Regions from separate parts of the Homo sapiens genome. Here all the other regions are linked to region 3. A link is a loop called in an ENCODE intact Hi-C map of the cell type or tissue named here. Cell type or tissue: gastrocnemius medialis. All regions are shown on one strand. Region 1 overlaps AUTS2 (activator of transcription and developmental regulator AUTS2). Region 2 overlaps AUTS2 (activator of transcription and developmental regulator AUTS2). Region 3 overlaps AUTS2 (activator of transcription and developmental regulator AUTS2).

Evidence for each region. Peaks named below come from ENCODE experiments on the same cell type or tissue, not always from the same donor. Only the 100,000 strongest peaks of a DNase experiment are listed, where the experiment ranks them.
Region 1: a loop joins it to region 3, with 4 times the contacts of the local background. A loop is called at or near these places in 4 of 110 quality-filtered maps.
Region 2: a loop joins it to region 3, with 11 times the contacts of the local background. A loop is called at or near these places in 4 of 110 quality-filtered maps.

Annotation. Positions count from the first base shown.
Region 1 is chr7:70,692,219-70,694,718 of GRCh38, reverse strand. The region is part of intron 5 of AUTS2 (activator of transcription and developmental regulator AUTS2); the gene reads right to left. Among named protein-coding and RNA genes, the nearest start is that of GALNT17, 440 kb to the left of the region's middle. RefSeq lists silencers at 1-83, 184-523, 534-893, 984-1,033. In gastrocnemius medialis, a CTCF peak has its summit at 943; a DNase peak (open chromatin) is centred at 868; H3K4me3 peaks cover 1,384 bases; H3K27ac peaks cover 1,163 bases.
Region 2 is chr7:70,656,292-70,658,791 of GRCh38, reverse strand. All of the region lies in intron 5 of AUTS2 (activator of transcription and developmental regulator AUTS2), which reads right to left. Among named protein-coding and RNA genes, the nearest start is that of GALNT17, 470 kb to the left of the region's middle. In gastrocnemius medialis, no CTCF peak of the experiment used is centred here; DNase peaks (open chromatin) are centred at 432 and 991; H3K27ac peaks cover 1,358 bases.
Region 3 is chr7:70,568,108-70,570,607 of GRCh38, reverse strand. All of the region lies in intron 5 of AUTS2 (activator of transcription and developmental regulator AUTS2), which reads right to left. It overlaps LOC124901669 (a long non-coding RNA gene), which reads right to left. Exons shown (of 2, transcript XR_007060376.1): 1 at 1-2,500. Among named protein-coding and RNA genes, the nearest start is that of GALNT17, 560 kb to the left of the region's middle. In gastrocnemius medialis, no CTCF peak of the experiment used is centred here; DNase peaks (open chromatin) are centred at 1,007 and 1,857; H3K4me3 peaks cover 482 bases; H3K27ac peaks cover 1,408 bases.

The DNA of each region.
Region 1 (2,500 bases), 120 kb before region 3:
CGCCACTGTCTCCCCGCCGCTCCTGCGGCGCGCGGGGCCGCGCTGGCGCGGCGGGGGCTAACAAGGCGCGTCCCGGGCCGGCCGGCGGGAGGGCGAGGCGGAGAAGAGCGGCCTGAGCCGCCGCCGCGGCGCGCGGAGCTAAGAGCGAGGCGGCGGCGGCGGCGACAGGACAAAGGAGACCATGTGCGGAGGGAGGGAGGAGGGAGAGGGAGGAGGAGGAGGAGGGCGCGCGGCGGCTTCTCCCCGGCGGCCGCCCGGGGCTCCCCGACAGCCGGTCCCGCCTCTCCAGCCGCGCCGCGGGCTGCCTGGTCCTGGGCCCGCCGCGGTGCTGGAGGGAGCCGCTCCGGGAGTCTGGATTTTGTGCGGATCTCGCCGGCGCGCGGCCCAGGAGGCGCTGCAACGGCGGGGCGCGGGGCGGCGGCGCCTCTGGCCGGAGCTTGCGGGCTGGCGGGTGAGCGCCCGGGGCTGGCTGGGCTCCGGCCCGCGCTCGGCTTGCGGGCGCCTGCCTCTCCCGCCGGTTCACAGCTCAAGTGAACTCCATCGGCGGCCGCCGCGGGCTCCCTGGCTGGACGGTAGCAGGAGGGGGCGGCGGCTACGCGGGGGCCCCTTGCTCCGGACTTCGCTCCCCGACTGCGCCGAGCGCGCCTCCTCCAGACGCTCGCAGCTCTCGGAGCGGGACTTCCTCGGCGCGCCGAGCCCGAGCCGCCGGTGCCACCGCCCCTCCTCCGTCCCGCCCCGCGCGCCCCGCCCCTCGCCGCCCCTCCTCTCGTCCCCGGCGCCGGGTCGGCCCAGCGGAGGCGCGGTCCCCAGGCGCGACATCGACAGCTGTTGCTCCCCCCGCGGCTCGAGCCCTCGGCTCCCCCCGGCTGCCTTCCTTGCGGGCGGGCGCGGCGGAAACTGCACCGCTCCTCGCCCTCCCCGCAGTTGCCGCTTCCAAGATTGCGCCATGGCAGGGAAAGGCCACTAGGCCCGCAGCCTGGGGTTGAATTGCCACCAAGCCAGTCACATCTGCAAAGAGCAGGCTCTCTGGGCGGTTGTGAGGGCTCAGTGGTAAAGTCATGTATGTAAAAGGCCTGGCACATAGTAGGCGCTCAATACAAAATAATCATTGCATTGTGGAAAATGGAGACGGGGATCACGGTCTGGGTCTCAGACACAAAGGTCTTCACCTAACCTCCTTCCCCACCACAGCCGACTGACCGCAGTGTGCTCGGTTTGATGAATAACTTAAGAGCATGAACTGGCCACTTAGAAATCCTCTCCTCCCAGCTCCTCACACCCTCTGACACGTGCACACCCTGCATCCACAAAAGTGGAGCCTGTTGCTTCCCCTGGCATTCACCGAATGTAGGGAAAGAATGAAAGCAATGGCAAAGCCTCGCTACATGGGCAGCAGTTACGTCTATCATCCTAACATGTATCGTGTCTGTATCCCCTAGAGCACAGTGCAGTGCCCCCAGAGGGTGTGGGGGACTGAATGGCCAGAAATGAGGCACTCAGCAGATTCCCCTGAGCAACCCACTCCCACCAGAACGCACCCCGGGCGAGGAAACCCTCTGAAAACATCTGGAGTTTTAATTCCACACCTGCAGCTTGACAAGGTCCCTCCTTGGTGCAGAGGAAAAGCTGCTGCAATTTTCCTAGTACAAGAAAAAGAGCAAGCAAGCCCTAGGTTGCAACCGGTAGGGTTGTGGAGTACAGTGGGCACACCAAGGTGGGGTGAGAGGAAAACTTCAGTTCTAAGTCCCCTCCCAGTGCCACCGTTACCTGGAGTGTGGCTGGAGGAAGAGAGGAAGAGAACAGGGGTTGGGAGAGATGCACACCACATATGAATGACATGCAGACTGGTTTAAAGTAATGATGGCCACTCCTTGCCTCTTTGAAGTTGCATGTCTATCACTATTTGATTTCATGGCACTCTTGAAAAACCTCTCAAGTTAAAAAAAAAAAAAAAAGGTGGGGGTGCTTGCTGTATGGCATACTTCCCCCTCCTCTAGCCTCTAAGTTTGGAAATAAGAAGCCTTCTCTCTCTAGCTTCATCACCCCCTCCCCCAAACTGGTAGCACAATGTGGTGTTATACAAGTCTTTTTAAAAATATAGGTAACAGTGATTTTTCTCTACCACTGCCTCCTGAGAAGTCAAAAGAAAAGGCATCTCAGAAGGTATAGGTTTGGAGATGGATTTTCCAGTTGCTTACAAGATGTCACAATACCCAGCTGTGGTCCTCCAGGGAGGCGGCATTCATTCTGAAGCTGTTTAGACAATACCAGGATAGCTCAAAGGTGGACATGAAATGTTCTAGAGAAGACATTAAAAGGTTGTTTCTTTTGGAACAATCAAAATGGAACAGTTTTCTTATCTTGTTGTTCTAGCAAAATCGGTGTTACAGGGAAGAAACTGCCTGAGCTCCTGCACCATCCCCTACAGGGTAAACTGAGAGCACGATGGCATGGCAGCTTAGCTGACCAGCTGAAACCACTTGGCCCTCCAGGGTGCTTT
Region 2 (2,500 bases), 88 kb before region 3:
CTCGCACCCGAAATAAGAAAATACGCAGGCTTACCATGAATTTCCTTTTCTTCCTATTTTCTATCTGCATGTGGTTTATCCGTACTAAACTGTAGAGAAAGTTTCCAAGACACTGGGCTGTTGTTTGCAATTCTTTGTGTTGGCCCTAAGACATCTCCCCGGCAGTTCTTAAGAATCCTATAGGACAACGCTGAAAGAAGTACCTCTCGCAATTTAGGGAAGATAAAAAGAAGCCCCCCAGAAGCCTGTGCTCTTGTCTGTGTGAGGTAACTCAGAGGGAGTTGTAGAGGGGCTGCTGGCTCTGGTTTCAAAGCGGATCAGCCCCGTGAGGGGCTGGATTCAGCCGAGAGATGGATCAAAGGCTCTCGTAGGTGGCAGCAGGGCTTTGAAGCTCTTCTCTGAAAAGACCTGGCACCTACTTCCTCTGTGCATGAGGCATGTGCAAGTGTGGTGTTGGGGGGGAGTGGTCTTTTGCTGTTAGCACAGGCACCCCTAGTGCCCTAGACAGTTCCCCAGGGCCTCCAGGATCAGCATAATCATCCTCAGGCTGCAAGCTGAGACATTCTGGCCAGTACACACTGTCTAATTTTAAGAAGGAGCTCCACCAGGTCCATAGTAGGTACCTATCAAACTAGGCTTGGCGTTCAACTGTCCAGGATAGTTGAGGCCAATGGAAAACTCTCATTATAGTCCAATTGTTCTCATATCTGCTTTGGCAGAAGCCAAAATATTTAAACAAGCATGACTTACACGGTTTTCCTTGCCCCTCTTCCTTTCTTGGGCAGATAGAGTATGGTGCCTCAAATATATCCGTGTGAACAGGGAAAAAGAAAACCAAAGAGGCTTGGATGTGCCATAGATTGGGAAACGAGTCACTTGCAAAACCCAGGGCTTGGTGGAAGCAATCCTCCAAGGGCCCCCAAGGGGATCAAGTTCTCAAGTTTCTCCCTGCCTGTCCCCAGAAACATGAGGTTACTTGTTCACACGTGGTCAAGTACGATGCGGATGACTTGAATACCAACTAAGCTTCTCCATACTGGGATCCCATGCCATGACAGGGATGGAAAAAAAGCCCTGATGACAGCTACAGGTCAGGTTACAGCTCAGATCCCTTAGTGAAGGAGTGACGCTAGGGGAAAAAATAGCAGCAAATTAGATGCTCAGTAATATTCCAGAGATGGCTCCACAAGTGGCCTGGGCTAACAGAGCAACTCACATCTAGCTTTGATGTCTTGATAGGTTTTTAACAAATTCTCCTTCAGTTATCCAGCTGCTTAGCTAATCAGATATTATTACCTCCTTTGTGCTTCCTTTCCCAGCTCTCTCTCTGTTTTTCAGGCCTGCCTTGCTATAAAAAGAGCTCCATAATGATCCCTATCTAAATATTTCACTTCTAATACAAAGGTCTGTGTTTTGCATTCCAGAGAGACTCTACAGCTCACTCTGCTAAGAAGTAGCTCCCCTGCCTCTTCGGAAAAAATAAGCTGATTTTACTTGTACATGATCTCGATGGAATTTTCTTGTATAATGTATCCTTGCATGCAAAACCGAGTAGGCAGACATTAAGACGGCGGGTTAACCCCAGCTACACACACCAAAGACATCTGCAGAGAATGCTGACTGGCAACCGCAGCCACTCATCCTTGGGCTTTGTCCTACATTAGAAAACCAGAAGGGACACTTGAGGCAAGCTGCAAAATGCCATCAGAAAAATGGCATCAAAATGCCATCAGAGATGATATTAATGAAGCACCTGAGAAGTCCAAGAGCAGGGTAACCAGCAGAACTTGTTCTGTCTCCTCTCTTCCTCATCTCTAAAACCACTGCTGGGGTTGTTCTGGGATTTTTAAAATACAGATATGACCTAGTCCCAGCATAAACCCATACACCTTAGCTTGTAGGATGTGAGTGACATTTGCATGTTAAAATTCAGCTCATGGGGAAGGAAATGTCCTGAGAAATCTGGGCCTAGTCGCAGAGGTTGAAATGAACAGGTAACATGGCCGGGTTATCTGTGGCTACGATGTCCTCCTGTAATCCTATTGCATGCTGCCATAGACACTGGAACTTAAGTGCTAGAAACAGGACAGTGTCTCAGAGGCAGGCTGTGAAGGCCCAGGCTCCAGTGCCAACTCTGTGAAGGCTGGTAGGATCCTGGCCAAGTCACCTCAGCTCTTATACCCTTATTTCTTCATCCGTCAAATGCAGATAATAGTTATGGAAAGTACTGAAATAATATGTATGAAAGTGCTTTGTAAACTATCAATCTCTACAGATAGAAAGTATTTCAGGATTAGCTCCATTTGGCATCTCACAGATTAAATCAATTCTTGCTGTTCTTAAATGAGTTCCTAATTTTATATACATAATATTAAAAAAAAAGACAATAAGAGCCAATAGTTTAGACCATGGAATTAAATAATATTTAAACTATTCCATGAAATTAAGACTGGTAGAAGAGAACTCTTCAAATTTATTTTAAATTTTCAAAATAATATCT
Region 3 (2,500 bases):
GGAACGTTCAGTGGGAGTGAAGGCATAGGAGAGGTGAAAGCAGAGAGGAGGCTGGTCAGATGGTGAAGGAGAGTTCAAAATCTTATAGGTGGACCCCTTTCTGAGTAAAGATGAGATTGAAGGTTTGGTCGTTTGTGTCGATTCTGAAACAGCAAGGATCTTCACTGAATATGAAGAAGTCAATTAATCACTTTAACACAAGGTTTCCCAGGGTGCAAGTTCTCTTTACACAAGTCCAATATAGTGTGTTGAATAATGCCTGGCTTTAGAATACCTACAGACAAGATGCTGGGGGAAGGAAGGACTCTGGAGAAGGAAACACCTACAAAATGGGTCCAATCATCTGAGCTGACAACCAAGCCCAACCACCTCATTCAGGAGTGAGCGAGGATTTAAACTTGTATGAATCATAACTTACCTCTTTCTAGGCCAGACCTGCCTAACCTACTGTCATGGCCAGAGCACTCAAACTGGCTGCACTTTCATCCAGGTCTCCCTGGACTAAGATTTCCAGACACGTTCTGATTAAAACAAGGTATAAGCACAGCTAACACGGCTTCCTATCCGAGGTTCCTAAATGAGTTTCTGAGAAAGACCTCATCTTTCCTTCTCAGGTTTGAACCATCTCATTATCTGAGGCATCTTCGTTAGCTGCCGAAGAGTTTTAACAAGTTTCTTGAGTTTTGTTTTGGGAGAAAAAAAAAAGAGGGGAACGGAGACAAGTACCAAAATAACCAGCTTTAACAAATGGCTACTGGTTTAAAAATAGTGCAGGGGTTTACGTTTTTGCCTTTATCTCAGTGGTTGACCTTGCTAATACAGTATGTAGATCTCTTGCCAACTAATCGGCCAACTGTAAAGCATGGCTTCAAGCTGTGGTCAATGATCTGTAACAGGAATGAATGAGAGGGTTTTAGCAGCCAGGATCTGTAGCCTACTATCTGTATCTGACAGCTGTCACCCTCTCTGCAGAGGCCAAGGCCTAGACCTTCATTTAAAAGCAGCATGGCTGATCAGATTACTGGGACAGTGTGTCAAAACTGACTGTGCTGAACTAGGGAGACAGAAAGTAAATCTATAAATAGCAGTCTTGCTGCCTCCATGAAGCACTGAAGGGTAACCAATATTGAGCAGCAAATGCAATGTTTAGTCTTTGCAGCCGGTGGGATACAAGTGCGGCCAGATCAGAAGTCTTGCTCTATGATATAATGTAATGGAAAGATCGGCTTTATGGGCAAGAATTTAAAAGAGTTACATTCTTGGCAATGGTAATGGTCGCAGAACAATAATTGGTTTGAACCAACTTTATGAGCTAACAAGGTTCCCTAGCACTTAATAATGTCCTCAGGGCACAGGGACTCAGCAAGTCACCTTTCCCATAACGTGCTGGCTGCCTGTTTCTGACAGTCCATGGGGACCGCCAGTGCTGAAACACAGAGAGTGATAAAATAAGAGGCTCTCCATTTGATATCTATTATAGATGTCAACTGGGTCTTCAACCAGAACAGCTGCACAAAGTACTTGGGGAGAGCGGAGCATCGTGAGGGTGAGTTATCTATAGACCATGCTGATAGCACGGCTCAGACACTGGACATCACTGGGTTATAAATGAGCCAGCTGACATTTTTATAGTATGTACCAACTCTTCCAAGAACCATTTGTCACTCTTCAAGGTTTCCGCTGATAAAACTGGGATGTCTAAAAATTTGTCAACAGCCACAGAAAGTAACCCTGAGGTCATGTCAGAGGGTGAAAAAGAATGTGCTTACTTGGCATTCTGCAAACACACAAATGGAACACTGGTGGCGACAGTGTTTCAAAGGTCTCTCCAGGTGGCAGAGTTCCCAGTTGGCTCTGGTCTCCCTGCCAAGGATGTGGACATGGAGATGGTGGATTCAGGAGCAGTGCATGATAACCAAGCCCTCACATACCTGGTCTGAACGAGAGACCTCAAACCCCAGCACAGCCACTGGGGCCTTGCAGATGAAGGAGACAGGTGTCCTGTGTGCCCACTTGAGAACAGTCCTCACTGCGATGGAGAAGATGGGGATGAGGCAAGTGATTTTTTTTTCCCCCAAAGTGCATCCAATTGCCCTGGCTCTTCTGTAAAAAGTTCACCTTGAACACTAAATTTCAAAAGTAGTAAAAACATTTAAAAAAGTAACAACTGCGAACACTTTAACACACCAGGCATTGAGAGCTTTATGTGTATATCCCATTCAATCCTCACAATCTGAAGAGCTAGGTACTCCCGTTATCCTTATTTTACAGATTAAAACCTGAGATACAGAATGGTTAAGGAAACTGCTCAAGGTCACACAGTTAGAGGAAAAGTCAGGATTCAAATTCAGGCAGGCTGGCTCCACAGCTAACACATGAACTCACATATTCCCCATAAAACAGTCTCCCCAAGAAGACACTATATTAGAAAGTGAACATGTGCAAAGAAAAGACCAAAGTGACTTATTCTGAACTATGTAGGAGTCAAAACATGAAGAAG